Linked DNA regions of Homo sapiens: region 1 is linked to region 2. Evidence: chromatin loops called from intact Hi-C (ENCODE). Cell type or tissue: GM12878. All regions are shown on one strand. Each heading gives the region's core, and the rest is flanking DNA. Links, peaks and the distances in the headings are about the cores only. Region 1 overlaps CAAP1 (caspase activity and apoptosis inhibitor 1). Region 2 overlaps IFT74 (intraflagellar transport 74).

Region 1 (16,156 bases), core at 5,005-13,004, 110 kb before region 2:
AGAATTTATTCAGGCACATGCTAACTTAAAATGCTTATTGGACATTTAATAAGTAAACTGGATACACAAGTGTTAGAAGTCTGAATTGTAGAAATAAGTTAGTAGTTGCCAGTCTTAAAACTACATAAGATCATCAGTTAGACAGTGTAGAAAAAAGTCAGTCCTGGGGCACTCATCCTTTAGAAGTCATAAAAAGCCAGGAAAGCCAGTGTCAAGAAAGAGAAAATAACCAATGCTGTCAAATGCCGCTGATGGGTCAAGATGAGCACTGAGCAATGACGAGTGAAATGGCTGCTGGCAATAATTCACTAGAGAGGGGAACATTAATTAGGTGGAGAAATGAAGTATTCGCAGGTACCAAAAGGTAGCAGGATCAGTACTCAAACAGAGGGTCTGGTCTCGGCAGCACAAAGAGTTCATCCATTTTAACAGGAGATAAGGGGAGTATACAGGTTCAGATACAGATAGATATGAAAAAATTTATTTACATATCTGTTTTCCTTTATTAGACAAGTTCTTTCCAGATCCAGACATATTTATCTTTCTATCCCTAGTGCCTAGAACAAAACAGTAGGTTTGCTGGATGAAGGGGTGAACTTCAAAATTTGAAGAGCTATTATTTAGAAGATGTATTAAACTCTTTTTCTTCAAACCAAAGGGCACAGAGAAACCAATGAGTACAAGTTACGTAAAGGCATATTATGATTCAATATATAGAGACCCTTTTACCAATTAGAAACTGCCAGGTTGATACTGAGGTGATGAGACAGAAAACAACAATGATAACAGAAATAATTACAAGGGCTGATACTTTTGAGCATTTAATATCTACTAAGCACTGCTCTAAAGCATTTTGCATGTATTAATTCATTCAATCCTTACACCTACATAATGAAATAGGCATTCATATTTACTATCCTCATTTTATAAATGAGGAAGCTGAGGAACAGAGAGTTTAAGTAACTTGCCCTAGGTTCACATAGCTAAAGTAGCAGAAACAAAATTCAAACCCAAGTAAGTTTCCAAAACCTATGCACTTAAAACATTCTATACTATTTCCCAGAACTTAACAGATTCAAAATAACCACAGAAGCTTCACAAATTAGGATGCTGGGTTCAGCTGAATGTATCTTCTTCTTGTGGGTCCCTTAAATGATATATTTACAAAGTCTCACCTGAATAAACATAGTATGTACCAAACATACACCTAGAGTCTGTGTATTAAATATGAATAAATAGTAAGAGAACAAAAAGACAAGTTACAGATTCACAGAAAACATCTGCAAAACATATGTGACAAAGCACTGGTATCCAAAATATATAGAGACCTCTTAAAGCAACAATACGAAAACAACCCAGTTTTTAAAATGCACAAATGATCTGAGAAGACAACTCACCAAAAATATAGAAATGGCAAATAAGTGTATGAAAGATGTTCAACATCACATATCATTAGGGAATTGCATAAGAAACAAGAGATTACTTATATGCCTATTAGAATGACCAAAATCCAAAACACTGACACTACCAAATGCTGATAGGAATGTGGAGCAATGGGAACTCTCATTCATTGTCAGTGGGAATGCAAAATGGTACACTTTGGAATACAATTAAGCAATTTCTTACAAAACTAAACTTGGTATTTATCCAAATGGGTTGCAAAGTTATGTCCACACAAAAACCTGCACACTATTTTATCCATAATTGCCAAAACTTGGAAGCATCCAAGATGTTATGGGTGAATGGATGAACAAACTGCTGTACATCCATGCAATGGAAAATATTCAGCAATAAAACAAAATGTGTTATCAAGCCACACAAAGACATAGAGGAACTTCAAATACTGAGTGACAGAAAACAATCTGAAAAGGCTACACACTGTATGATTCAAAACTACAGAGATTCCAGGACAAGCATAACTATAGGGACTATAAAACGATCAGTGGTTGTCAGGAGTTGGGGGGGAGAGAGTGGGCAGGATAAATAGGTAGAACACAGAAGACTTTTAAGGCAGTGAAAATATTCTATATATTGTAATAGTGGATTGATGTCATTATAAAATTATCAAAACCCACAGAATGTACAACACAAAGGTTAAGCCCTAATCATAAATTATGGACTTGGTTAATAATAATGTACAAATTGGTTCACTTGGGGAAGAGTTGGTAAGCAGGTATATGGGAACTCTCTGTACTTCCTGCTCACTTTTTCTGTAAACCTAAAGCTGCTACCAAAAAAAAAGCCTTTAATAAAAAATAAAATGTAAGTTCATCGTGTATCAACTATACGATGTAGCAGCCAAAACTGCAAATTAAATCATAGACTATGATGTGCTGTGTGTAAAGAGTTCTGAAACTGGTAACCAAATCTGGATTCAAGCCTAGTATTTACTGTCTTTCCTTTGGTAGGAGCACTTTGGTAAAGAGCTGCTTTCCCTAATGAACTGGGTAAGAGCGTAATGACTAAAAAGAACTCAGTGTCCCAATAATGACTGAAGGTTTACACTATGTGACCTCCAAAGTAGATGCCTTAAGAGTGTGTCTAAGATCCTATGATACACATCACAGGATAGAATGTTTAAAATGAGTACTTAAGGACACATAAAAATAAACATTTCTCTCAAAATACTGAAATCTTTGTGGTGCAATCATGGCTCACTGCAGCTTCGACCTCCTTCCTGGGTTGAAGCGATCCTCCCTCCTCGGCCTCCTAAAACTCTGGGATTGTGGGTGTGGGCATGAGCCTGGCCAGTAATTTTTTTTAAAAGGGGGGGGGTAGAATTTGAGCCTATTTAAAGCAAAACTCTGTGTGCATATTTTGTGCTTGCATGTCTTTAGGGAAAAGATTCTCACATGCGACAGTTAATGTACAAATATTCAAAATAAGATGTAAATATCTTCATTGATTTTGGTCATTTTATATACCATTTAATTATATTATTTATTTTAATGACTGTATTCAAATGAATATATTTTAAGGAACCATTAAACAGATCAAAGACTAAATCAAACATATTTTCTTTTCTTCCAATAGAATAAAAAATGTAGAGATAGCAAAAAAGAGTGTATATTTCACATTGCTTCCATTAAACAATTTAGGAAAACAGTTATTAACCATTCTTCCTAAGTACAAACAATGCACTAGGCACTGGTCTTAAAACCTGACAGCTAGAAAGGAACTAGAAGATCAAGGCCAAACAGCCAACCATTGCTTGAATCCTCTACAACAGCACCACCAAGTGGCTATTTATGTGGCCTGTGTCCAAACACCTTCAGCATCAGAAACATGTCTTAGAAGGCAGTCCACTGTGTTAGACCAAAAAATTTTGTCTAATGATAATGCTATCTATTGGTTCTATTTTTTTTCTCCAAGGCCATACAGAAAAAAATCTAATCACGCTTCCATTTAATAGTCCTTCAAATATTTTACAGCAACTATAAACCTCAACTCCTCAATCTAACTTAACAAAGCTATTTCTCATGTATAGTTTTAAAATTTCTCTCATGAAAACTTCCAAGAAAAAATACAAAAACCATAAGAACTTAATTTTTGAATTTACAAAGGAAAATAGTTCACAAAATGACATACTTCTCCAACTGTAAACTTTAAAGCAACAATTTAAATACAGACCAATATTTTACTATTGCTGAATGTCTTGAGTAAACTTAACATTAGCAGATACTTGATATTTTAAAAATATTGTCTACAAATGAAATACCTTCAACAGTTTTTATTTTTAACTAGAGCACAACTGACCAATTCAGAAAATTTATATAAGCCACCATTATATGAAAAGCAGCAATCTCTGAAATCCTCAAGGAAATTAACATAAGATCTGAAACTTGTACATGTGAGCTTGCACAGGTATGCGCATGCACACATACACCTACACATGTGCTACAGCTGTGCTAATGAGTAAAAACTATAACTGATGTTTCTTATACAACTACATTCTGAGTGAAATGAATGATTTAAGAAATAATTTCTGGCCGGGTATGGTGGCTCACGCCTGTAATCCCAACACTTTGGAAGGCCAAGGTGGGTGGATCACCTGAGGTAGGGAGTTCGGGACTAGCCTGACCAACATGGTAAAACCCCATCTCTACTAAAAATACAAAAATTAGCCGGGTGTGGTAGTGGGCATCTGTAATGCCAGCTACTCGGCAGGCTGAGGCAGGAGAATTGCTTTAACCCAAGAGATGGAGGTTACAGTGAGCTGAAATCACACCACTGCACTCCAGCCTAGGTGACAGAGCAAAAAAACAAAAACAAAAACAAAAAAGAAAGAAAGGAAGAATTTCTAACAGAAGAGTTTCTGTTTTACTACAGTACCAATCATTGAACCAATAGATTATATTTACATTTAAATAACATTTTCACTGTAAAGGTAGTTCCTTTTATTAGCTCATTATTAAAGTGCAGTGGAAGTTAGTGTAAAATCTGATACTCATCTTCAGTACTGCCGGTTTCAAAAATATTTTCTAGCAACAAAGATGAATGAAACCAGTACTAGACAAAAAAATGCCAATTTCAACTTAATTCATAATTAATACTTGTGTATTATTCAAGCAATACTTCAGTATTTTAAATGCTCTAAATACTGATAATGTAATTTAAATAACTTATATACCATTAATAGGTCACATGATATGATTTATTTTATTCTGAAAGAGCAAAAAGAAAATTCAATGCTGCTTTATATTTTGGTCTACTGAACAAAAGGTTACTTTCGTACTAAATAAGCTTCAGTGAATTGTCTCAATTGGTCAAGCCATTAAAATGACAATGCATTCACAAGGAGCTTATATTCTGCTTTTATTGAGCTCACTGTGAACAAAAATAGCTAGTTATGCAAGAAAAGTTAGAGATATTAGATTTTGCAGGTTATGCACATTACAAATAGACAATATTAGTGCACTTAGAAAACAGGGAATAATCTTTATTGAGCCTATCAGGATTTCTATTTCTTGATATACCTCAGCTTGTTTGGTAACTTCAAGCAAGTTACTATCTAGTCAGATTTCAGCTATATTAATATTTATCTGGAAGATGTTTTCCATAAATAAATATTCTAAGTAACTTATCCATTATGCAATAAAACATTTTATATTTTAATCATTTAGTAGATATTCTTCTAAAAGACTTTAATTCCCTGCTTTTTAAAAAAAGGTTAAAACTGGCTGGGTGCGGTGGCTCACGCCTGTAATCCCAGCACTTTGGGAGGCTAAGGCAGGCAGATCACGAGGTCAGGAGATCAAGACCATCCTGGTTAACACGGTGAAACCCCGTCTCTACTAAAAAATACAAAAAATTAGCCGGGCGTGGTGGGGAGCGCCTGTAGTCCCAGCTACTTGGGAGGCTGAGGCAGGGGAATGGTGTGAACCTGGGAGGTGGAGCTTGCAGTGAGCTGATATTGCACCACTGCACTCCAGCCTGGGCGACAGAGGGAGGCTCCATCTCAAAAAAAAAAAAAAAAGAAAAAGAAATTAGCTAGGAATGGTGGCAGGTGCCTGTAGTCCCAGCTACTCAGGAGGCTGAGGCAGGAGAATGGTGTGAACCTGGGAGGCGGAGCTGGCAGTGAGCCGATATTGCGCCATGCACTCCAGCCTGGGCAATAGAGCGAGAGACTGTCTCAAAAAAAAAAAAAAAAAAAAGGTTAAAACTTAATTTAACTATTTGCTAATCATTTAGTCACAACATGAGCATGAACTGTATTGTACAATGGTACTGCTACACTTTGATCTTATGTCTTCTCAACTCTGCTTGATGCCATCAGTGTGTTCCTAATGTCTCATACCTCCTTGAGAACCTGAGTGTGGTTACAGGCTCCTAAGCATAAAAGGCCTGGACTTTTGACATCTGGCTCATTGGAGGTCTTCTTCTCTCCCTCTCTGCACCTTCATGACTGGTTTTTCACATGACTGAAGTTCTCATAAAGAAATCACAGTACAACAGCCTGTTGACACTAGGAAGGGAGTTCTAAACAATTCTGAGTGTGTGAACATGGGAACAGAAAAACATCTTCTCTTACAAGGTAACATTGGCTAATTTGTGGTCTCCATTCCTTTTTCCTAGGAACTGGAAATCAACCTGCCCATTCTAGCTTTTCTTATCCTTTATAGAACATTCTCTTCTCCTCAGATGATGTAATAGCATATCCTCCATACTGCCTGTTCATTTGATACAAAGAGCAGAAACAAAGAAGAAACAGTAGCAGTGTAGTCTAATTATACATGAGGTGTAATCTAATTATACATGAGGTGTAAGGTAATATGATTATGATTATATTATATAAAAATAATATGTGTTTAGCATGTATTTATATGTGACAAATAAATGTCAATTAAACTATGAATCTGAGTTTATGGCGGTGCTCAGAAGAAGTCAGAGTACAAAGACGTAATTTTGTCTGGCTTTATATGAGGTTATCACAACAGGACTTTTGAAAAGCAATGGGAATTTTTGAAACAATCAGAAATATTCATAAATCCTACAGTAAATAAATCAGAATTACAGAAAATCTAGATTTTGCTCTCTCTACATATAAATTGAACAAATCACTAAATTCGCTGTCTAACCTTTTTTTCCACTTTTTAAATTAAGCAGTAATAAAAGACCAGTTTTTAAACAAATTCTGCCTAAATAATGACTTGTTTCTCTCTACCAAATAAGTTCATATGACTCATATTTAAGAGAAACTATTCTAAGCCATCAAAGATTAGGTGATTACATGATAGATAACTTAATCTTCTTGGATGCAACAAATTTTTACTGTTCTGAATTAATTTTATCAGAAACAAATGTGAGCTGGCATTTGAGTAACTAATAAAAACTTATTTTACTTTCAATTCTTCCTACTAAAGATAAAAAGAAGTAAAAAAGGCATTTAAAAGATTAGCCCTACAAATGTACTTGGCTTGAATAAATTAAAATTACCACTTTATTTCTGCTAGCTGGTAATGTCAAAAACTACTGATTTAAAGAAAGCAATAAATGATGAAGAAAGTAAGTAAACAAGGACAAAATACCTCAGGGGGAAAAAAGTTATGCTATAAAACTTACTGGTTTTTTCCCACATACAACCCAAAGCTACCCAGTTAACATATCTCCAATGTCTTGCAGCTGATGATATATAAATTACTAAAATAGGCCGGGCGTGGTGGCTCACCCCTGTAATCCCAGCACTTTGGGTGGCCGAGGCGGGTGGATCACAAGGTCAGGAGATCTAGACCATCCTGGCTAACACGGTGAAACCCTGTCTCTACTAAAAATACAAAACATTAGCTGGGCGTGGAGGTTGGCACCTATAGTCTCAGCTACTTGGGAGGCTGAGGCAGGAGAATGGCGTGAACCGGGAGGCTGAGCTTGCAGTGAGCCAAGATCGCGCCACTGCACTCCAGCCTGGGCGACAGGGCAAGACTCTGTCTCAAAATAAATAAATAAATAAATTTAATTTAATAAATTACTGAAATAAAACTATTCAAGATGATAATTCTGGTGGCTTCTGTAACTAACTAAACATCATAAAATATAATCATTTCAGTAGCTAAAAGAATCATGAAGTGACTGATTTTTGACCAAATAAATTGCTCTCTTCCTCTATCTGTAAAATGGGGTGAGTTAGACACTGAAAATTTATTTTTGGTAAAATGCTTCTATTCTTCAGGTAAATTTTATACAATAATCAAGTACTTGGTTCATACCTTGTTTTAATTCCAAACCTTCAGGTTGCTTATTCTCTCTCACGGATGAAGCAGAATCTATACAGATGTCTTGCCTGGGAAATGAAAATAAGATCAACCTTTAAAACTATATTTAATCACATAATATTTACTACCCAGGTTCCCAGAATTAAGTTAGGCACTAGGGAAGACAGGCTACATTCTTCTAAGCTCCCAGGGTATCATTCAGTGTACTCTGGAAGCTCAGAAACAAGTATTCAAGTGTCAGAAGCAGCAGCTACAAACTACTAGCAATTTAAGCAGTATACTTCTTTGTAAAATCAAGGGGCAAACCTGAAAGGAACATGGAAGTAATTTTTTCTCCCTTACAATACTCTGCAGGGTAGCTGATAGGAGAAATCACAACTCACAGCAGTATCCAATAATTTTTCAAGTTCAACTGTTAAATTTAATGAGCATTTTGGCACTCAAATTACTTTATATTCATTTAATTTCATACCTCAAATGCTTTAATGTCTACAGTATGTGGAAAATACATATTTTATATGTAATATACATATGTAATCAAAGTAAAAGGATTAAATGTAAGATCATGCAAAAAACTTTCAATTCACTATGTTCTGGAATACAGCTGCAAAATAATGTGCTTTCTTAGCATTATACCATCTTAATATTAATATACTTTTCAGCAAAAAGGTCAAGAAATTATAAATGTTCAAATGAGCTATGTGACAATTTTCTTCAAAATAGGTATCTCTGTTGCCTTCTGAGAATTCTTATACATATCCTAAAGCTAACATACTAGAAATATTTAGGAAATCTTCCTACTCAGAAAGTTGTGTCTGTTCATTAACAGTAACAAATCTGTCAAATAACCGAAGGATTAAAAAAGACTTGTGATCATTTCTTTGAGAAGTTTACAATATTCTTTCCAGTCAGCACCTCTGGCACTTAAATGTGTTTTGTATTAAAACTGCACTAATACAAGCCCAAACTCAGAGAATACAAAATTATTTGGCTTTGCTGTTAATTATGACATCAGAAATTTATAATTGAGATCTCAGTGTTTTATACTTCTGTCCAAAGTCACCTACTCAGATTTTATTCGTTCACCAGAATGACTGGCAGGTCCCAAGGAGGATATCAACAATTCTCCTTGGCAATCCAGGGAAAGATTAAATGCCAGTATACTACATTAAGAGCTTTGCAAGGTTTAAAGTTAAAATGTGCTACCTCAAACCTTCCAGTCAAATTAGATTTTACCTACTGGGAGCATTAGTCTTAAGTATCTTCCTTTAGAGAAAACGTTTGCTTTCACACATCCTAGAATTGCATTTAATTATTCTTCTAAACATACACATCTAAATTTACAAAAAAAAAAAGACTTCAAAATATAATGTAACATCACCAATAAGAGGAGGATGGATATATGTAATACTCTAAGGAAGACACAACATCATTTATATAATATTCTAGCTGAGAATATATAACCTGTATTATGAAGAATCACCAGACAAACTCAAAATGGAAATGAGTAATGTTCTGTTAAGGAAAGTTGAATGTCATTGTTATAAAATACAAAGGCTGTGGATCTACTCCAGGTTAAAGGGTTGCTAAAGAGCCAAGACAATTAAATGTTATAACTGACCTGAGACTGCTGAACTGGTAGGGAAAACGTTATGAAGGACATTACTGAGTCAAAAGACAAACTGAAATACTGATGGGGAACTGGATAAAAGTATTTTATCAATGTTAAATTTACTCAAGTTGATACTCTGTTATGGTTACATAATAGAGTATCTCTATCTCTTGGAAAAACACAATGTAACATATAGTGAAAAGTGTCATGGTGTATATAACTTAGCCTCAAATGTTTCATTAAAAAAAACATGTATGTAAGAAGGAAGTATGCAAATGGGATAGAAGGTCAATAATAAGTAAATCTTGATAAAGGGTATATGGATGTTTCTTGTACTATTCTTATTCTTGCAACATTGTAATAAGTCTGAAAGTATTTCCAAATGTTTTAATAATAATGCAATGTAACTGCCTTCCCTATGAAAGCCTCTTAGAGCCCCTTTAAATAAAAATTGGACCCCTCTATAAGGACTATCTTCTCTCATAAACAATTTAGTTTAGTGCCCAAAGTGAACTTCTACAACATTCTATTTTAAGTTGGGTTCTATTAGGCTGTTGAAGTCGCCAAACAGAATTTCAGACAGTAAGTATTTTACACCACCCTGTGGCAGAAAAGTGAAGTTAGATGCTGTCAGTATTACCTGAAGTAAATGGGGAAAAAAAATCCCAGAAAGTCTTCAATAGTTTGAAAATTTAAAATCTATACTAGCTAATTTTTACAAGATGTACTTTATGACTAAAATATAAAGTTCTCTAATACAATTTAAAGATCTCCAATAAATGGCATAAAAGGCAAGATATTTACAAAAAGGAAATATCTTAAATTGTAAGAAAATTATGTGTACAGGTCTTTTTATTTCTAGTTTTATGAAAATAAAAATTTTGTCCACTCTCAGGTGGTAAGACATACTAAGTGCCAGAATCAGGATATATATTTAAATGACATTCAAATATTTCTATCAAACACTTTAAGGAAGAATTTTATAAACAACTGTAAAGAGAGGAATGGGGAGAGGGTGGGAACACACTGCCAAAGCCAGTTTGGGTTAAGAATTTTGCAATTATCTTTGTGCTCCCTTCCGTTTAAATTAAAAAAAAAAAAAAAAAAAAAAGCCTGTTTTTCTTTTTTGAGACAGGTTGTTGTCCCGTCTTCCAGGAGGCTGGAGTGCAGTGATCACAGCTCATTGTAGCCTCGACTTCCTGTGCTCAAGTAATCTTCCTACCTCAGCCTCCCAAGTAGCTAGGGCTACAGATGTACACCATCATGCCCGGCTAATTTTTTTAAGTAAAGGTGGTATTTTGCCCTGTTGCCCAAGTTGTTCTTGAACTCCTTGGCCTCCCAAAGTGCTGAGATTACAGGTATGAGCCACCTCACCCAGCTCTGTTTTTATATTTCTAACTCACTTCTCCTATCTCCAACACTCCTTTAAAGCAGCTTAATTTACAAGCTTGGCATTGAATCACAAGAGAGCCCTATACTTATGACTGAGATTTAAGTTCTGAAACCAACATCAGTCCAACTTACTTTATTTTACCTCCACAAGCTATCCACTGTCCATCCTTTCTTATAGTTCAATGATTTTTTTAAAATCAGAGTAATACACTGGGGAGATCTGTGGAACTTAATAAAGAACCACATATATGAACCCCTAAAAGTTAAAAATATATTTCTAAATATGGGGGGTGGGGGTAAATTTCTTGTCCAAATGTAAAATAATGGCAAATAAATCAACTCACATCTCTATTGTGTCCCTCATCAAGCCCCTTCCTCAGACAGCAAAATTTAATCCTACACCTGCTGAAGGAAACTTATCTCTGTTTCCTCTGCTCAAATAATATAAATCAAACGATCAGTTACCACACCCCGGTGCTTTTTCTGACCTGTGATTCTCTAAGGCTTCATTGTATATAAACTGTCCCCCACCCTGCGACTCCAAGATTTTGTGAATAGGCATTTTCCTAAATAGGGGGCTCTGTTTTATTTTAAAGTGACTAAAGGGAATCACAGAGGTGAGTATAGTATCTCTTCTTTGCTCTATCCCCATATTACTGTTTTAATGTCCTTTCCAACTTCAAAAATCAGCGTTAGATCACTTTGTATGGACATTTAAAGGTGCAAACATGCAGGTTTCAAAATGTGGAATGCTATCTACCATTTTAGGTCACAATATTGCCAGTGATTAGTAATACTTTCTGTAAAGATTTTCTGAAAAACTGTTATTTTGAATAAACTTATTATGTTATGCAGAACATTCTACATATTATATAACCTAATAGCAATTTACAAAGGATATGAGAACATTAAGTGGTGTCCAGATAACCAATTTATGATCCTTTACCAACCCAAAAGCACAGTCTGCTCTTTATATGTGTCTAAGAGAATTGAATTTATAGAAAATAATGTCAATATAACAGATTGATCTCAACTGTGAGAAAAATCCTTTTATACATTCAAATATATATGTTTTCTCCTAAATGATTTTTGTAATAAATGAAAAAAATAGACACATACCAATGAATTTTTTAAGCAAAAGTAAAGATTAAAAATCACAAGAAATTTGGCGAGGGGCAGTGGCTCATGCCTGTAATCCCAGCACTTTGGGAGGCCAAGGTAGGCAGATCACCTGAGGTCAGAGTTTGAGACCAGCCTGACCAACATGGAGAAACCCCATCTCTACTAAAAATACAAAATTAGCCAGGTGTGGTGGCACACGCCTGTAATCCCAGCTACTCGGGAGAATTGAGGCAGTAGAATCACTGGAACCCGGGAGGTGGAGGTTGTGGTGAGCCAAGATCATGCCATTGCACTCCAGCCTGGGCAACAAGAGAGAAACTATGTCTCAAAAAAAAAAAAAATTATTGGTTTCTTTAGGTTTGTGTAGCATAAAAGGAATGGAGGGGGAAATCCCCAATACTCATCAGTATAAAGTAGAATTTTAGGAACAGTCACTGTTACAGATTCCAAGTAAAAATTCCAAAACAAATTTTGTAACATTTTTTTCCAATGCTTACCATATGGCAAGTACTAATTCTAAAGACTTTAAATCATTTTCTCATTTAATCATCATAACAATCCTATGAGGTAGGATTCTATTTTCCAGATGAGAAAAACTGAGGCCTAGGAAGGTTTCGTAGTAGTAACTAAAGACAGTAAATAACTTTATTTATTTATTATTTATTTTGAGATGGAGGCTTGCTCTGTTGCCCAAGCTGGAGTGTAGTGGCACGATCTCAGCTCATTGCAACCTCCACCTCCCAGGTTCCAGGGATTCTCCTGCCTCAGCCACCCGAGTAGCTGGGATTACAGACACATACCACTATACCCGGTTAATTTTTGTATTTTCAGTAGAGACGGGGTTTCACCATGTTGGCCAGGCTAGTCTCAAACTCCTGACCTCAAGTGATCTGCCCACCTTGGCCTCCCAAAGTGCTGGGATTACAAGCGTGAGCCACCACACACATGGCCAGTAAATAACTTTAAATGGACACTAATAAAATGTTTAAATGTCTAATAAGAGACTGTTTATGTTCTGGTATACCAAAAAATGGTATAGTAAATAGGCATAAGTATATGTACTGGGTAGGACAAAGTCAAAGAAAAAGACATTATTATATGGAAGAAATAAATGGGAAAAGGTACAGAATAGTTTGCACAATATGCTACCATTTGTGTGAGAAGAAAATATGTACATATATATGTAAATGTATAGAATATCTGTGGGAGGAGACACAAGAACTGGTTTACTGTGGTTGCCTATAGGAAGAAAGAATAAGGAATGGCAAAAGGACAGACTTACTCTCACTATATCCTTTTAAAATCTTTGTATTATGTGTATGTGTTTATAATTCAAATAAGTAAGTTGTTAAAAAACAGACAATACATGAAGACAAACACTCTGGTATAACATTTCTGAATAAGAGCATACACAAGAAAAGGTTAACAGTGGTTACCTTTGAAGCTTGGGACCTTAACATGGATTCTTGGACCATCTCCACCTCTTTACTGCCAGGTATACGGATTGAATTCAGGAGATTTGTGAATTTGCCTAGTGTATTTGTTTCCTATGAATTTTGTAATAAACTACCACAGCTTGGTGACTGAAAAACAATAAAAATCTATTATCTCTCAATTCTGGAGGCCAGAAGCCCAAAATCACTACAAATTACCCAAAATCAATATACTGGCAGGGCCACAATCCCTCCAGATGCTCTACAGCAGGGGTCCCCAACGCCTGGGCCACAGATCGGTACCAATCTGTGGCCTGTTAGGAACTGAGCCGCACAGTAGGAGGTGAGCGGTGGTGGGCAAGCAAGCATTACGGCCTGAGCTCCACCCCACATTAGATTCTCATAGGAATGTGAACCCTATTGTGAACTGCACATGCAAGGGATCTCGGTTGCATGCTCCTTATGAGAATCTAATGCCTGATAATCTGAGGTGGAACAGTTTCAGCCTGGTATCATCCTCCCCACATATTCCCTGATGGAAAAATCTTCTTCCATGAAACCAGTTCCTGGTGCCAAAAAGCTTGGGGATCGCTGCTCTATAGAAGACACTGTTTCACAAGCCTTAAGGCCCTTTCTTCTATCTCCAAAGCCAACATCTCTGACTCTGCTTCCTTATGCTTCTATCATATAGTCTTCTCAAAGACCGTCAAATCTCCTCCTGTTTCCCTCATATAAGGACACTGGATATAAAGATACATGCAAGTGATTGCATTTAGAGCCCACAAAAACAATACAGGAAAATCTTCCCAACTCACCATCCCACCTATTCATATCTGTAGTCCCTTTTGCTATAAAAACTAACATTCACAGATTCTAGGGATTAAGATGTGGCTATGTGGGGGGATTTTCTTTAGCCTACCACAGATGGGGAAAAATTACATCTGTATTTTCACTAGAATCCATTTTTTTTAGGTATTAGCATTATCTGTGATTCTGTCATCATTAGAAATCAACATATTTTCACATAATATAGTTGTTGCACACATCCAAAATACTGTTTATACTTAACCTATACTTTAAAATTATTAAAGTTATTAGAACTGCTGCTAGATCTTATTAATATGTCCATAAGTATATTACCATATTGCAAAATATTTTAATATTAACTATTTTATTATTAATTTCCTTTCTAATTCTGTTTTAATCCATGAATTTAAAATAAAAAAAGAGCAAACATCATTTTGAGAAAGAATCCATAGGCTTCACTAGACTTCCAAGGGTCCTTGACACAAAAAAGTTTTAGAAGTATGGTACTGCTTTGGAGAAAGAACAAGTATGGGAGGAGGATGGGGTGAGATCAGAAGGTGAAACAGAAAGGTTTTTATCTTTATTTTAAACTTGTGTACTATTTGAATTTATCTATCTACTATTTATGTACATACAACTCTGCTTTTATTTGAAAGTCAATAAGAGTTATCTTCAGTTTCGTACTATTCCTTCCTTATTATGCTAGGCTGAATAACAGCCCCCCAAATATGCCCACATTCTAATTCCCCAGAACTAGTGAATGTTACCTCATACGGCAAAAAACTTTGTGATTGTGATTAAGGATCTTGAAATGGGGAGATTATCTTGCATTATTCTGATGAGCCCAATGTGGTCACAGTAATCATTTTATAAGGATGTAAGAGAAGTCAGAGTTAGAAGAAATGGCAATATCACCCTGGAAGCAGAGAATGATGTGATATGCTCTGAAGATGAAGGAAAGGGCCACAAGACAGAGAATATAAGCAGTAACTGGAAGCTGAAAAGGGCAAGAAAATGAATTCTCCCCTCAGAGCTTCCAGAAATAACCAGCCCTGCTGACACCTTGACCTCAGCCCAGAAAAACTGATTTTCACTTCTGACCTCCAGAACTATAAGAAAATAAATATGTGTTGCTTTAAACCACTAAGTTTGTGGTAATTTGTTATAGCAGCAATAGGAAACTAACACACTTATAATTTTAAAAAGTTAATAAATCCCAGCTTACAAGAAAACTCAGAGGATATAGGAACAAGTCAAATAACACCATGAAGATACAATCAGATAAAGCCAACAGGTGTACAGGACAACTTACCTACTTTCTTCAACACGTTCATTTATTAATAAAAAAGCAAACAAGAGACAATAGGAAGGTGGACGCAGTTTTACATTAAAAAAGACTTAAGAGAGAGAACAACTAAATGCAATGTGTACTCTTGCTTGTACTCTGCTTCAGAGAAACCACATGTAAAAGACCTTTACGGAACATCCGGGAAAATCTGAATATGAAATGAATATCACATATTAGAGAATTATTGCTAATTACGTTAAGTGTTATAAAGATATGACTGCAGAGACAAATATTAAAATTAAAAAATTAGATTTAAAATGTCTAATATACTGAAAATACTATAAGAAAATAGATGAAGCAAATGTGGAAAACTATAATAATTGTTAGATCTAGATGACAGGTATATGGGAGTTGATACACTATTGTTTCTACTTTTCTATATGCTTGATAATTTTCATAATAAAAAGTAAAAAAAAATAAATAAACCAAAATAAAACCTAATACGGTGAAATTCCTTTTATTTAACTCAGATAGAAAATGTCACTTCCGTAAAAAAGAAACTTATTACCACAGGAAACACTTTTTTAAAGTAAAATATGTAAATCTGAGCATTTTTTATTAACTTAAAATTAAAAACACATCTTTAATTCACCAATCTTTGGATATGGGGCCATGGCCTTACCTTTAATACAAATTCATGGAATAGAGTTCCATATCATTCTACTCACATAAACCATTGTTGACATTTCTAGTTTTGGCTTAGTTAAAATGAAAAAATCTGAATGTGGAAAAA
Region 2 (16,156 bases), core at 6,396-14,395:
GTTCCAACCATATTGCTGCAAAAGACATGATTTCTTTATTATGGCAGAGTAGTGTTTCATAGTATGTGTATATATATATATGTGTATATGTGTGTGTGTATATATATGTATATACATGTATACCACATTTTCTTTACGTAGCCCTCCATCTCCATTGATGGACAGTCAGGTTTTTTTTTCATATATTCGCTATTGTGGCAAGTAGTGTGATAAACATAGGAATGCAGGTATCTTTTTGAAATAATGATTTCTTTCCTTTTGCAGTGGGATTGCTGGATCATATGATAGTTCTATTTTTAGTTTTTTGAGGAACTTCCATACTGTTCTCCATAGTAGTTATACTAACTTACATTCCCCCCAACACTGTACAAAGGTTCCCTTTTCTTTATATATTTGTCAGCATTTGCTATTGCCTTTCTTTTGGATAAAAGTCGTTTTAACTGGAGTGAGATGATATCTCACTGTAGTTTTGATTTGCATTTCTCTGATGATCAGTGATGTTGAGCACCTTTTCGTATACCTGTTTGACGTTTGTATATCTTCTTTTGAGAAGTTGTCTATTCAGACCTTTTGCCCGTTTTTTATTGTATTATTAGATTTTTTTGCTAGTGAGTTGTTGGAGCACCTTATATATTCTGTTTATTAATTTCTTGTCAGATGAATAGTTTTCATATATTTTCTCCTATTATGTTGGTTGTCCCTTCACTTTGTTGATTGTTTGCTGTGCAGGTGCTTTTTAACTTGATGTGATTCTATTTGTTCATTTTTGCTTTGGTTTCCTTTGCTTGTGGGATATTACTCAAGAAATCTTTGCTTAGACCAATGTTCTGGATAATTTCCCCTGTGTTTTCTTTTAGTAGTTTCATAGTTTGAGGTCTTAAGTCTTTAATCCATTTTGATTTGATTCTTGTATATGGTGAGAGATATGGGTCTAGTTTCATTCTTTTGTCTATGGATATCCAGTTCTCCCAGTACCATTTATTGAAGAAACTGGCATTTCCTCAGTGTATGTTCCTTGCATCTTTGTCAAAAATGTGTTCACTCTAGATATATGGATTTATTTCTGGGTTCTCTATTCTGTTTTTATGCCAGTATGCTTTTCTTTTTCTTTTCCTTTTTTTTTTAATTCAGGATGGGTTTGGCTATCCTAGATCTTTTATGGTTCTATATAAATTTTAGGATTTTTTTTTCTATTTTTGAGAAGAATGTCATTGATATTTTGACAAGGATTGCATTGAATTTGTAGATTAATTTGGATATTCTGGATATTTTGACAATGTTGATTCTTCCAATCCATGAACATGGAATATCTTTCTATTTTTTGTTGTTCTCTTCAGTTCATTGCATCAGTGTTTTATAGTTTTCATTGTAGAGATCTTTCACTTCTTGGGTTAATTCCTAGGTATTTTATTTTATTTGTAGCTATTGTAAATGGGATAACTTTCTTGATTTTTTTCATGTTGTTCCCTGTTAGCATATAGAAATGCTATTGATTTTTGTATCCTGCAATTTTTCTGAGTTTTACTGAATTTACTATTTATCAGTTCAGATAGTTTTTTTGGTGGAGTCTTTAGGTTTTTCCAAATATAAGATCATATCATCTGCAAACAGAGTTAATTTGACTTCTTCCTTTCCAGTTTGGATGCCCTTTATTTCTTTTTGTTGTCTGATTGCTCTAGCCAGGAATTCCAGTACTGTGTTGAATAACAGTGGTGAAAGTGGGCATCCTTGTTGTGTTCTAGATCTTAGAGGAAAGGCTTTCAGTTTTTCCTCATTCCATAGGATACTAGCTGTGGATCTGTCATATATAGCTTTTATTGTATTTAGATATGTTCCTTCTATACCTGGTTTTTTGAGGATTTTGATCATCAGGAGATGTTAAATGTCATCAAATGCTTTTACAATATCAACGGAAGGCTTTTGTCCTTCAGTCTGATGGTATGATTTATCACATTGATTGATTTGCACATGTTGAACTATCTTTAGTTACCTGGGGTAAATACCAGTGAGTCATGACAAATGATCTTTTTAATGTGTTGTTTAATTCAGTTTGCTGGTACTTTGTTGAGGATTTTTGCACCAATGTTCATCAGGGATATTGGCCTATAGTTTTCTGTTTTCTTCATATGTCTTGTCTTTTTTTTTTTTTTTTTAATCAGGATAATACTGGTCTTGTAGAATGAGTTTGAAAGCATTTTCTCCTCTTCTATTTCTCAGAATAGTTTTAGTAGGATCAGTATTAGTTCTTTTTTAAATGTTTGGTGGAACTCAGCAGTGAAGTCATCAGGTCCTGAGCTTTTCTTTGCTGGGAGACGTTTTTTAAATTAAAAAAAAATTTTTTTTTTTTTTGAGATGTAATCTCGCTCTGTTGCCCAGGCTGGAGTGCAGTGACGCAATCTCTGCTCACTACAACCTCTGCCTCCCGGGTTCAAGCGATTCTCCTTTCTCAGCCTCCCAAGTAGCTGGGATTATAGGCATGTGCTACCACGTCTGGCTAATTTTTATATTTTTAGTAGAGACTGGGTTTCACCATGTTGGTCAGGCTAGTCTTGAACTCCTGACCTCGTGATCCGCCCACCTCAGCCTCCCAAAGTGTTGGGATTACAGGCGTGAGCCACCTCGCCCAGCCGGGACACTTTTTATTATGGCTTGGATCTCGTTATTGTTATTGGTCTGTTCAGGTTTTGGATTTCTTTATGGTTCAGTCTCCGTTGGTTGTATGTGTTTAGTCATTTGTTCATTTCTTCCAGATTTTCCAACTTATTGGCATAGAGTTGCTCATAGTGGCCTCTAATGATCCTTTGAGTTTCTGTTATCAGTTGTAGTATCTTCTTTTTTTCATTTCTGATTATATTTATTTGAGTCTTCCCTCTTTTTTTCATTAGTTAGTCTGGCTAAAAGTTTGTTGATTTTGTTTATCTTTTCAAAACACCAACTTTGTGTTTCATTAATCTTTTATATTTTTTTTGTTTCAGTTTCATTTATTTCTACTGTGATCTTTATGAATTTCTAATATGAATTTTGTGTTTGGTTTGCTCATGCTTATCTGATTCTTTCATATGCATTATTAGGTTGTTTATTTTGTTTTTCTACTTTTTTAATGTAGGCACTTACAGGTATAAACTTTCCTCTTAGTGCTCCTTTTGCTGTATCACATAGGTTTTGGATATGTTGTGTTTCCATTGTAATTTGTTTCAAGAGTTTTAAAAAATTTCCTTTTTAATCTCTTCTTAGACCCACTGGTCATTCAGGAACATATTTCTATTTGTTGGTATAGTTTCCAAAATTCCTCTTGTTATCAATTTGTGGTTTTATTCCATTATGGTCAGAGAAGATACATATATATTTAGGATTGTTGTATCTCTTGCTTAATTGATTCCTTTATTATTATGTAATTATCTTCTTGTCTTTTTTTTTAAACTGTTTTTGATTTGAAGATGTATGTATAGCTACTCCTGCTTGCTTTTGGTAGTGTGGAATACCTTTTCCCACTCTTTTGTTTTTAGCCTATGTGTGTCTTTTAGGGCTTGATACGTTTCTCATAGTCAGGATATAGTTGGATTATGTTGTTGTTGTTTTTTTAAAATCTTCTGCTAATATGTATCTTTTAAGTGAATATTTCAATTCATTTACATTACATTCACAGTTAATAATGATATGTGAAGCTTTGTTCCTGTCATTTTGTTAGTTGTTTTTAAGTTGTATAAATTATGTTTCTTTCTTTTTCTCTGTCTTTTTATCTTTATGTTTTGATGAAATTCTTTCATGTTGGTATTTGATTATTTTGTCCTCTTCCTTTGTGATTGTTCTATAAGAACTGTGAGTTTAATATTTTTATGCGTTTTTGTGATACTGTATATCCACCTTTAATTTCTATGTTGAAGACCCCTTTGAACATTTACTTTAGGAATGGCCTAGTGGTGACACATTCCCTCAGCATTTGCTTGTCCTGGAAATACTTTATTTCTCCTTCATTTATGAATCTTATCCTGTCAGGGTATAAAATTCGTGGCTGACAATTTTTTTGTTTTGTTTTGTTTTTTGGTTTTTTCCTTAGCACTTCGAAAATGACTTCCTATTCTCTTTTTTATTTGTTGTTGTTTTTTTTAATTTCCACTGAAAGGTCTGCTTTTATTCTGATAGGATTGTCTTTGTAGGTGACTAGATACTTTTCTCTTATTAATTTTAAAATTCTTTCCTTCGCATTGACTTCAGACATTCTGATAATATGCTGTGGTGAGGGCATTGCAAAAATGACTTTTTCTTTGCAGTGACTTCACCTATTTAATATTTGCATTTTTGAAAATAGTAGTGCTTGTAGTAAAACATACAAACAATGGAGAAGTATCAGAGTTCCTTCCTATTGTAGGTATAACCACTATCAACTGTATCTTCTAGACTTTTTAATGTATTTATAAACACACACACATACATACACAGTTTGTATGACTTTGGACTGTTCCAAAATCAAGATAGTACTGTATACATTGTTATTTTTCTCATCTATTTCTTTCAGCAATATATTATGAATATGTGGCCAAGTGAATACATATACATCCACTTCATTATTTTTAATGTGTACAGTTTTAATTTATATGTTCTTCTCTATACTTTGACCTGGTGAATGGAAAACAAAAAGTAGCATAATTAGTTGAGTAGGTCTCACAGTTATGCTTGCATAAAGCCAAAGAAGAAATTATTCAGAACATTTACCAGGAAGAGATATAACATTGTCTTCTAAAGATCACTCGGGTTAACCCTTAACTCATTTTATTTGAATTTGTAGTTGACAGTCTTCCTGTGTCCAACACATTCTCTAGAATTAGTACTATTCCTGGCCCCTATGCTCAAAATAATTCCCAAGTAATTCATTAGGGGATAAACTGACATCTTTTCAAGGGGTGGTTGTGATTCTTAACAAGGCAATGGGGAGACATTTAATCCAGGGTAACCGGGTTTCTAGGACTGATTTGGTCAGTTGACTTTTTAGGGTTTGGTTCATTCTTTCTACTCTTCCTGAAGAGGGTGGATGCCAAGGGATATGGTATTCCCATTTTATGTCTAGCACCTGTGCTAACTCTCTAATGACATGTGCCATGAAATGGGTTTCATTGTCTGAATCAATGTTTTCTATTAGTCTAAACCTGGGTATGATGTTTTCAATTAATGCCTTTATAACTGCATTACTAGCAGTTGCGCTTGAGAAGGAGATAGTCTCTACACAGTGAGTAAAGTGATTCACTATTATCAATAAATACTTCAGGCAACCGATGGGGGGCATTTTAGTGTAGTTAATTTTAACACTTTGGAATGGTCTTAGCCCTGGATCTCTTCCCCTGAGGAGTGATTTTCTTAGAGCTTGCTTATTAGTTTTTTTTATATATTAAGCAACTCTCTGTGACCTGTTTGGCTAGGGTGTAAATTCTGATACACCCATAAACTCTGAAAACCACATCGCACATAGCTTGGGGTCTCCAGTGGGCTCCTTGATGTACTTGAGACAAGACCTCCCTCATGAGAGGTTTGGATAACATCTCTCTTTGATCTGGTAATATCCATTTTCCTTCTGTGTTTTCTTTAGCTCCTATTTTTATTAATTTTTCTTTTTCAGTGGAAGAGAAAATGGGGACTGTGGTAGGGGAAGGAAGGCAAGGAGTTAAGTGAAAGACAGGTGTTTCAGAAGAAATGGCGGCTTGTTTGGCTATTTGATCTGCAAGGTTATTTCCTTGACTTGGGAAGGAAAAGTCATTTTGATGCCCTGGGACATGTACAATAGCTATCTCTTCTGGCAGCTGGAGATTGTTTAAGACATGGACAATTAGTTCTTTTTGGACCAAGTCTTGGCCTTTACTATTATGACCATTCTCCGTCCAGTTTTTTTTCAATGTATGAGCCACTCCAAAGGTGTACTTAGAATCAGTATAGATAGTTCCTTCTTGGTTCTGCAAATGTTTCAAAGCTTGGCTGAGTGCAAACAGTTTACAAGTTTGGGCAGACCAATTATTGGGCAATCTTTCTGACTCTACTTCTTCAAGAGTTTTTCCATCAGTTACTGAATACCCATTATGTCTTTTCTCTTCAATTACCCAGGAGGACCCATCTATAAATAAGTGTCACCCTGTCTTGAAGGGAGTTTCTCTTAAGTCTGGCCAGACCTTTGTATGGTAATCAATTAGATCTAAACATGTGTGCTCCCTTTTTAGGTTTAGATCCCCTGTTAAGAAACTAGCTAGTTTGAGTGAATTATCAGTAGTTAATGTTAAATCATCTTTTTTTTTAACAGAATGGTCTTATACTTTAAAATTCTTGAGTCAGTGATTCACCTCTCTATTTTTTGGTTTAAGATAGTTCTAACTTGGTGGGGCGTGCTTACTGTCTATTTTCCTCCGAAGTTTAACTTTTTACTTTCTTCAACCAACACTGCTCTAGCTGCAATGGACTGGATGCATTGAGGCCATCCACAGGTGACTGGGTCTAAAACTTTTGACAGGAAGGCCACGGGCTGCCGGTTGCCTCCATGCTTTTGGGTAAGCACTCCTAAAGCTACCCTGTCATTCACATTAACAAAAACGTGAAATGGCTTTTCTAGGGAAGATAGGGCTAGAACAGGGGCAGTTATGAACATCTGTTTCAGCTCTTCAATCTGATGAATTTTATCGAAGTCCACAAGAGACGGTCAGGCTTCCACTGGGTAAGTTTTTCATACAAAAATTTACTTTTTAGTGAGTATGAGTCAATCCATACACAGCAATATCCAATTAATCCTAAAAATTTTTTTGGTTCTTGCTTAGTTTGAGGCAGGGGTAAGGACACAATTCACTCAATCCATTCGGGCCTTATTCTTTGCTTGCCTGCACTTATTAGGTGGCTTAAATATTTAACTTCGGGCTCTGTATATTGAAGCTTTCCTTTTGAGACCCATAACCCCTCAAACTGTTGGTGGTTAAGAATATGTATAGAGAAGTCACCCACTTTTTTTATATCTTCACCAGATATGAGAATATCATCCACATACTGAAGCAGGCATATTTGCTTTGGGACAAGAACTTTTTCTGATACTCGTTCTAGAATTTGACCAAAGACGTTAGGGGAGTCTGTAAACCCTTGGGGTAAGACTGTCCATCAATATTGTTGTTTTTGCCCAGAATGGGGATCTTCTCACTCAAAGACAAATATGTCTCGGCTATCCTCAGCCAAGGGGCATGCGCAGAAAGCATCCTTCAAATCTATTACTGTGAACCACTGATGATCATAAGGAATTTGGCTGAGAATGGTGTAACGGTTGGGGACAACAGGTTGAGTGGTCTGGACTATCTGGTTAATAGCTCTGAAGTCTTGTACTAATCAGTATGACCCATCTGATTTCTTGACAGGCAGGATTGGGGTATTATAGGGAGACATACAGGGTTTAAGGAGTCCATCTTTAATGAGACTCTCAATTACAGGCTTTAACCCTATCCTGCCTTCGAAGGGAATGGGGTATTGCTTTCTCCTTACTATGTCCCCAGGAGTTTTTAGTTTGATGTCTATTGGGGGAACTTGAAGTTTTTCTCGATTCCCTTCTCTTGACCAGACATCAGGATGAATGTATTTTTCGTCCACAGTGGTGAGTAGATTTAATGAGGTGAGGAATCCCTTAGGGCCAGCTTGAAGGCCTATTCCTAATTTTAGCATTAAGTCTTTTTCTAATAGATTAGTTCCCACCTCAGGGATCAACAAAAATTGAATGTGAGTTAATAGATCTTGATGTTTGACTTTTGTATTTTCCAAGATTTTTGCCTTAAATCCTTCTCCTTCTCCTTTTACCCCAGTTCTTCTGAAGAGCCAGCAAGATTAGATGGAGTGAGACAAACAGAGGAGTGAGACACTCCTGAATCAATTAAAAAGGTGATAAGTTCACATTTAGGTCCCACCTCCAAATTTATCAAGAGCTCCTGGTGGGACTCAAATTAAAAGAGACAGAGACCCTGACTCCCCTATTCTTCCTTGAAAGTCATGAGTGGAAGGACTTCTTTTTCCCTTTTTAATTTGGGACATTGTCTCTTGAAGTGGCCTGTTCCACATTTGTAACATTTATCTTGTCCTTCCTCCCTTTCAATTCTGGGATTCTTTGACTTTGCTCCCCCACACTCTTTAGAGGGCCTAGGAAATGAAGGCCCAGATCCTCTAATTGGAGGCTTGGTTCCTTTGAACGGGGGTTTTTTGGATCCTTTATAGTTCTTGGCTCCCTGGAAGTCTTGTTGAGAAGCATATGGGTTTGGAGCCACCTGTTGAAAGGTGGATAGCATAAGTTTTGCTCTTTGTTTTTGCTTTTCTGCGTCTCTCCTTACATACACTTTTTGAGCTTTCCTGAGAAGTTTACTTAGCGGTCGGTCTTCCCAATTTTCCAATTTTTGTAACTTTTTTGAAATATCTAGTCAATTCTTAGTGACAAAATGGAGCTTAAACATACCCGGCCCAAGGGGATCTTCCAAATTTAGGCCTGCATACTGTTTCATTTGCTCCTTTAGCCTGTCTAAGAATTTTATAGGCCCCTCATCTTTTTTTGTTGTTGTATATCAAATGCTTTAGAGAGGTTTTGAGTTTGGGGTATTGATTCCTTAATTCCTTTTATTATCATTTCCCTTAGATCTTCCATGTTTTCCTGGTGAGCTGCATTATTATTGTCCCACCTGAGGTCTTAAGCGGGAAATTTTTGGTCCGCGGTAGGGACATTCTGACCAGGAGAGTATTCACGTTTCCAAATTGCCATAGCAGCCCTACGGTTATGCTTTTTTTCTCCTCCGAAAAGAGGATGCCTGGGATGGATATTAACTCGACCCAGGTATATAATTGAGGTCCTAAGAATTGATCAACTTAATCAGCCACCCCATAAGGGTCATCCAACAGGAGCTGAAGCTCTTTTTTCAAACTTTGCACCTCTGAACTGGTCAAGGGAATATTTACAAAGCCAATGGCTCCCCCTCCTTGTGGAACCTCTTTTAAGGGGAAGAGAGTCGGGGCTGACTCCTTAGGTGTGGAGGGAAATGGGAAATTTTGGATATCCTTTTTACATTGTTCTATCTCACGTTGAAGTCCTTTCAGGGAGGGGTACTTAATAGGCTGGGAGGGGACAGGCTCATGGGATGATAATTCCCAAAGTCAGGGTTATAAGGAGGAGGAATAACGTGAGCAGGGAAAGGATCTGGAATGAGACCTGAGGCGGCAGCAGCTGCCTGAGGGGGAGGGTCAGGGGCACTGAGCAGAGGAAGATGATCCAGAGGATCCCATGTGTTGGTGGGTGTGGGTTGTTTAGGAACAGGGACTCTTTCTCTTTTAGAGGAGTTGGTTTCTGGCTTGTTCCCTCTGGTTTTTAAAGGGTAAAGGAGGACAGGTTCTTGCCTCCAAAAAAGAGCATAGTCTGTTTCCTTTTGGGAGACAGGGCTTTTGTCATTAACATGTTCGATTAAGAGCTGACAAATCCACTCTTCATTGGAACCAAATTTTGGCCGGAAAACTGAGGGTTTGAGGATGGGCCTTCAGTCCAAATAAAACAACAATATTGTATCATTTGCTCTTTTCTTTTATGTTTAGTTCTTTCATTATCTTTCCAATATTTTAACATAAGTCCCAAGGGACTATCAGGAGGAATTTCATCACGCGCTTGGCTGTTTATTTTTCCTGTCTTACGTGAAACATTTCCCATCTTGGAGGTTTGGGATGGTGTCTAACTGAAATAGGCCTTTCCCTGGAGCTTCTCAACCTCTCCTACTAGAGATTTCTCGCCCTCCGTCCTTTCAGAAGCTCACTGAGGCTCTGAGGCTCAATCCCTCATATTAGAGATTTCTTGCCTATCGATTTCCATAGGCATTGTTAAGGCTCAGTCCCTCGTATTAGAGATTTCTTGCCTATCCTTTAGCCCCACCTGTTGGAGGCTCCTTGCATCCTTCTTTCGCTTTTTCCACTCTGGCTGCTTCCCTTGTGGGAAATGGCAGGATCTGCCACATGAGGTGACCACGGGACCGTGCAGATAGGACCCACTCAATCCACACAGCAGTAGTGTTAACATCATCTACATACACTTTTATCCTCCAAGATACCCTGACCACCTAGGAAATACTTTGTTGTTCTTGTACCGTTTTTCACCTTGGTCTGTGCACAGAGTTACTTGGTCGCCGCGGTGTTGTAAGCCTCTCCTTTCCCCATTGCTGAGAGCTTGGATTTGTTTGTCACAATGGGTGGGTCTCAGTCTCCCATCCCTGAGGCCACTGCAATGCGACAGTGGGACACGTCTCCCCCTGGGTGGGGTGACTGAAGACCTCTTCTTGAAGGAGAATGGGAATCCCCGACAAGCCCCCAGAATTGTTAGAAAGAAAGCTTGAAGTCGTAAAGAAAGACGAGTACTCAAACAAAGGATTTCTCAGCAAAGCAAATTTACTTTTGCGCAGTAGGGTGCTTCTTACAGGGCTGCTTGTCATGAGAGCACACTGAAGAAAGTAGAGTAGAAGCTTTTATTCCTAATGTGACTCCTGCCCTCGTGCCCTTTCCCCATTGGCTGGGGTCGGACTGCACAATCTAAACTAGACCCAATTGGCTAAACATTTAAACTTTCTTAGATAAGGTGGGCGCATGATGGGAGAGAGGGGAGAGGAGGAAGGGGTCATCTACAGAGGACTAGAGAGCCAGTCTTTTCCTAAATAAGGAAAGGAATGTGAGCTGGGGCTGTGGCATGCCTGGGCATGTAGTAAAATCAGAAAGAAGAAAAAAGGAGAAGAAAGGCAGGGGGTACCTGGAATTAGAGAATAAGTAGCTGAGCAGGCTATTTGAAGAGAAACCTTGCCATATCTCACATCTTTTATATCTTCTCATGCCTGTATGTATTATATGAACTGACATAAAGGGAGTCTTTTGGCCTTTCCTGAGGTCGTATAGTGTTATGTTGGATTTTGCATACCTGAAGTAGAGAATCTTGTTGAGTAATAATATGAATGCTTGTTTAACAATGTAAGCCCTTTAGTACTTACATGGTCATCTTAGGATGGATTTATATCCATTTGTTTTTACAAGATTAAAGTTTTCTTATTTTTTCCTGATTTTTAAGGGTAATAGATACTCATTGCAATAAGGCGGAAAATACCAAATTGTATAAAGGAGAAAATAAAAATCAACTATAATATCATTATCGATCATCATTACTATTTTTTCACATAGTTTTTAAAATTTTTATTTTTGTCTATATTTTTTGTTTTTTTAAAAGACGGTCTCTCTATGTTCTCCAGGCTGGCCTCGAACTCCTGGGTTTTAAATAATCTTCTCATCTCAGACTGCCAAGTAGCTGGGCCTGTTGGTGCATGCCACCATGCCCAAACTTCCAGCCTTTTTTTGTTTTAAAAAAGTAGAGTTTTGAACCAGGCACAGTGATTCTCACCTGTAATCCCAGCTACTTGGATAGCTGAGGCAGAAGGATCTCTTCAGGCCAGTAGTTCAAGACCAGCCTGAATAACATAGTGAGCCCTTGTCTCTAAAACAAACAAAAACGGAATTATAAATACCATCTTGTAAACTGCCTTTTAATTTTTATTTTATTTACTTATTTTGAGACTGAGTCTCACTCTATCGCCCAAGCTAGAGTGCAGTGGCATGATCTCGGCTCACTGCGGCCTTGACCTCCCAGATTCAAGCGACTCTCATGGCTTAGCCTCTCAAGTAGCCGGGATTACAGACGTGTGCCACCACGCCTGGATAACTTTTGTATTTTTAGTAGTGATGGGGTTTTGCCATGTTGTCCAGGCTGGTTTTGAACTCCTGACCTCACATGATCCACCTGCCTTGGCCTCACAAAGTGCTGGGATTACAGGCGTGAGCCACCACACCCAACTTAAACTGCCCTTTTTATATACTGCAGCTTATTTAACCATTTTCTGCTGTGGACATTTAACTCCTTTCCAGTTTTGAGGTATTATAAATAATGTCTACATATAGAATTTAAAATTTTCCTGAAATGTATTTTTAAATAGTCATAGAACATTAAATGTTAAAGAAATATGTTAATAAATTGAACAACAGTATTTAATAATTCAGACATTTAAAAAATAAGGAAATTTTTACAAATCAAGTAGAATTTTGTTTTTTTAAAAAATTGTCTTTGCAGTTTTACAATAAAAGATGTACAGTGTTTTTTCTGGTTTACTAAAAATGAAATCTTGTTTGTCATTTAGATGCCACCTGGGACAGCAAGACCAGGTTCTCGTGGTTGTCCCATAGGGACTGGTGGAGTTCTGTCTTCTCAAATCAAAGTTGCCCATCGCCCTGTAACACAACAAGGTTTGACTGGAATGAAAACTGGGACGAAAGGTACCTATTTTAAGATAAGTATGACACTTGGGCCTGTGTTTTGTAAGAAATAAATAACTGTGAACAATTTAAAAAAGTAAAAGTTGAGTATATTTTGAACAATAAGTATTACAGTACCATTTTTTTAAATCAGGATTATAGCATGTAAGAATTATTACATGTAATTATGGCATGTAATCAGAATTATGGCATCTAATCGTTATTCTTTGATTCACAAAATTATTGTGATGGTTAAACAACAGAGTGAATATGAAAATACAGTTTGAATTAGAAAGCTATATACAGATATGAGCTATTTCAGTCTTCATTTTTCTGACATGGAGCTGTAGTACAACTTGAAGAACTTTGAAATAGTCTTGGAGAAAAGTTCAAGATTGAAAATTAGATTTTTGGTACTATATAGAAATACTCTGAAATAGTTTAGATAGTTCCTATATTAAAATGACACTTAAAATACTTGTGTATTTATGAGAAGTGAGTCAAGAAATGTTACTTTTTTTCTGATAATTAGCATCTGTTCTAATACTTATGTAAGGAAATGAGGCTAATTTCCTCATTTATATTAATCTAATTTCCTAGATTTATATTAAATCTCTCATTATGCTTCTGCATATGTATTTAGAGAAGCATAAGAATATACTATATATTAGAGTTTAAAATTTAGATCTGTGGTATATATAAACCAAACTATGGTAAACTCCTTTTTCTTTTCTTTTTATCATAGGCAGTGGTCAGTAGCCTGTGGTGAGCTGTTTCAGAGTTTTTCGTTTTCTGTATTTTTGACAGATGATCTATCAGGAATGAAGATATACTGCTAGTACAAAATTAATTATATCATACATGCTACTTTCTATAATACAGTATATCATCCCTTTCAAGAGACTTAAATTTTTTTTTTTTGAGACTTAAATTTTTTCATCTACATTCTAATAACATCTAAATCACTAAATATTAAAAATGAATTGATTATTTAGAAATGTTTGCTTAATGATTATCAGTACCATGAAAAAATATTTCAAAATTACATAGTCATTTAACTAGCCTTTTGAAAGTGGATGCACAGAAATATTTATATGTTTAATAGTATTTTAAAACATCGAGGGTAAAAACATATTAAAATTCTATAGTAAATTTATCAAATGTTTATTTCTGTATTAATTTATCCTTCAAAACAGAACCAATATAATTTAAGATTGTTAGTCTCTACAAGTATACTTCAAAGCCTTTTAAGAGAGAATTCGGAACATTACCACTACACAGAACTGTCTACTGTGACTTTCATTCTTACCTTCTCTAGTGCCCCATTTCCCAGTATAATAAGATACTACCTCTACTTCTCAGCATAGACCTTATAGTTAATACACCTAGTTTTACCTCTCATACTTTGCAGGGCACTTCATCTCTTACAAGGTTTGAGACATTTAACCTAGGAACACTTTCTTTTTTTTTTTTTTTTTTTTTTTTTTTGAGATGGGGTCTTTCTCTGTCGCCCAGGCTGGAGTGCAGTGATGTGATCTTGGCTCACTGCAACCTCCGCATCCCAGATTCAAGCAATTCTCCTGCCTCAGCCTCCTGAGTAGCTGGGCTTACAGGCACATGCCACAATGCCCAGCTAATTTTTTTGTATTTTTAGTAGAGATGGGGTTTCACCATATTGGCCAGGCTGGTCTTGAACTTCTGACCTCAAGGGATCCTCCCACCTCAGCCTCCCAAAGTGCTGGGATTACAGGTGTGAGCCACCGTGCCCGGCCAGGAATACTTTCTTAGTTCTACTGAAATGTAAGACCATTTCTTAAAAAGTCTCTGAGACAAATGATAAAAAATCATAGTCACTTTCTCACATTGAGTAATGTCTGCAGTGTCCAGTATGACAGCCAGTAGTCAGAAATTTAAATTAGTTCCCCAGTAGCACCAGCCAAATTTTAAGTGCTTCTGTAGTCCCTCTGTCCACTTTATTGGACAGTGTTAATTTAGAATATTTCTGTCACTGCAGAAAGTTACTCTGGACAGCTCTGTTCCAGATTCCCTTAGACTCAATTTTCATTCCATCGTCCTGTTCTGTAGAGTCTACTGTCTTTTAACAGCCCCACCTCTAGTCCCATCTTCGTAGTTTTAATTGAAGCTTCCCTTATGTTGTGATTCTAAGGTATTAGTTCTCTTTTCAGTTTCAGTGATTCTTCTTGATTCATTGGGGCATTCATGAAGACTGTCTTGAGAATTGTGGAGTGTAATTCTGATTGTGCTTTGGATTTGCTATTCTGGTGGCATTTCGAACTGAACACTAACACTTAAAACATTTTTTTTTAGGTCCCCAGAGGCAAATTTTAGACAAATCTTACTATCTTGGGCTTCTTAGGTATGTTAAACATATCTTTTCATCCGTATGTTTTACTCGAAATATTGTGTACCTTCTGTCAAAATAGAGTATATAACTTTAATATGAAGTTTTAGCTAGGCACTTATTAGGATAATTAGGTATCTATTGATTTCTAAAAATTATTTTGTATTCTAACAATTTCTGGTTAATTTGGCTATGCTGTAAAATAAATGTGATAGTATAATTAGTCTGAGATTTATAGTTTTATGAATTTGCATGTACATGAGCTATATTTTCCCTCAGTTTGTTTGTGCTGCTATAATAAAATACCTGAGATTGGGTAACTTATAGGAATTTATTTCTTACTGTTCCGGAGACGCAGAAGTCCAAGATCAAGGTGCCAGCAGCTTCAGTGTCTGGTGGGCACCTGTTTCTCACAGATAGTGCCGTCAAGGTGTCCTCATGGCAGAAGAGTGGAAGGGCAAAAGGTGCTGAGCTAGTTTCCTTCAACCCTTTTCTAAGGCACTAATCCCATCCATGAGGGCAGAGTCGTCATGTCCTGATTACTTCTTAAAGTCCCTACCTCTTAATACTATTGCATTAGAGATTAAGTTTTGATATGAATTTCAGAGGGACTCAAACATTCAAACCATAGCAAACTTATTTTATTTTATTTATATTTTAGAGACAGAGTCTCACTCTGTTGCCCAGGCTGGAGTGCAGTGGCATGATCACAGCTCACTGCAACCTTGAACTCCTGGGTTGAAGTGATCCTCCTGCCTCAGCTTCCCAAAGTGCTGGGATTATAGGCATAAGCTACCACCACACCTGGCCTCATAGCATTTTTTTTTTGAGACAGAGTCTTGTTCTGTGGCTCAGGCTGGAGTGCAGTGGCATGATCTCGGTTGACTGCAACCTCTGTCTCCCAGGTTTAAGCAATTCTCCTGCATCAGCTTCCCAAGTAGCTGGGATTACAGGCGTTTGCCACCACACCCACCTAATTTTGTGTGTGTGTTTTTAGTAGAGGTGGCATTTCACCATGTCAGCCAGGCTTGTCTCGAACTCCTGACCTCAAATGATCTGCCCATCTCGGCCTTCCAAAGTGCTGGGATTACAGGCATGAGCCACCGCGCCCAACCCCTTGTAGCATTTTAAAAGTTCACTTTTTTCATCTAATGATAAGAATAATTTTTTTTTTTTTTTTTGAGATAGAGTCTCACTCTGTCGCCCAGGCTGGAGTGCAGTGGTGTGATCTCAGCTCACTGCAACCCCTGCCTTCCGGGTTTAAGCTATTCTCCTGCCTCAGCCTCGTGAGTAGCTGGGACTGCAGGTATGCGCCACCATGCCTGGCTAATTTTTGTATTTTTTAGTAGAGGTGGGCTTTCACCATATTGGCCAGGCTGGTCTTAAACTCCTGACCTCAGGTGATGCACCTGCCTCAGCCTCCCAAAGTGCTGAAATTATAGGCTGAGCCACCGCACCTGGCCAAGAATAATCTTCTATGTT

What was found. Hi-C counts contacts between places; a loop is a spot of excess contacts. Peaks named below come from ENCODE experiments on the same cell type or tissue, not always from the same donor. Only the 100,000 strongest peaks of a DNase experiment are listed, where the experiment ranks them.
Region 1: a loop joins it to region 2, with 2.1 times the contacts of the local background. A loop is called at or near these places in 3 of 110 quality-filtered maps.

Annotation. Positions count from the first base shown.
Region 1 is chr9:26,853,363-26,869,518 of GRCh38, forward strand. It overlaps CAAP1 (caspase activity and apoptosis inhibitor 1), which reads right to left. Exons shown (of 6, transcript NM_024828.4): 5 at 7,704-7,777. Among named protein-coding and RNA genes, the nearest start is that of CAAP1, 31 kb to the right of the region's middle. In GM12878, for the core only: a CTCF peak has its summit at 9,927; no DNase peak of the experiment used is centred there.
Region 2 is chr9:26,965,931-26,982,086 of GRCh38, forward strand. It overlaps IFT74 (intraflagellar transport 74), which reads left to right. Exons shown (of 20, transcript NM_025103.4): 3 at 12,198-12,333; 4 at 14,641-14,689. Among named protein-coding and RNA genes, the nearest start is that of IFT74, 18 kb to the left of the region's middle. RefSeq lists an enhancer at 9,698-10,268. In GM12878, for the core only: a CTCF peak has its summit at 9,889; no DNase peak of the experiment used is centred there.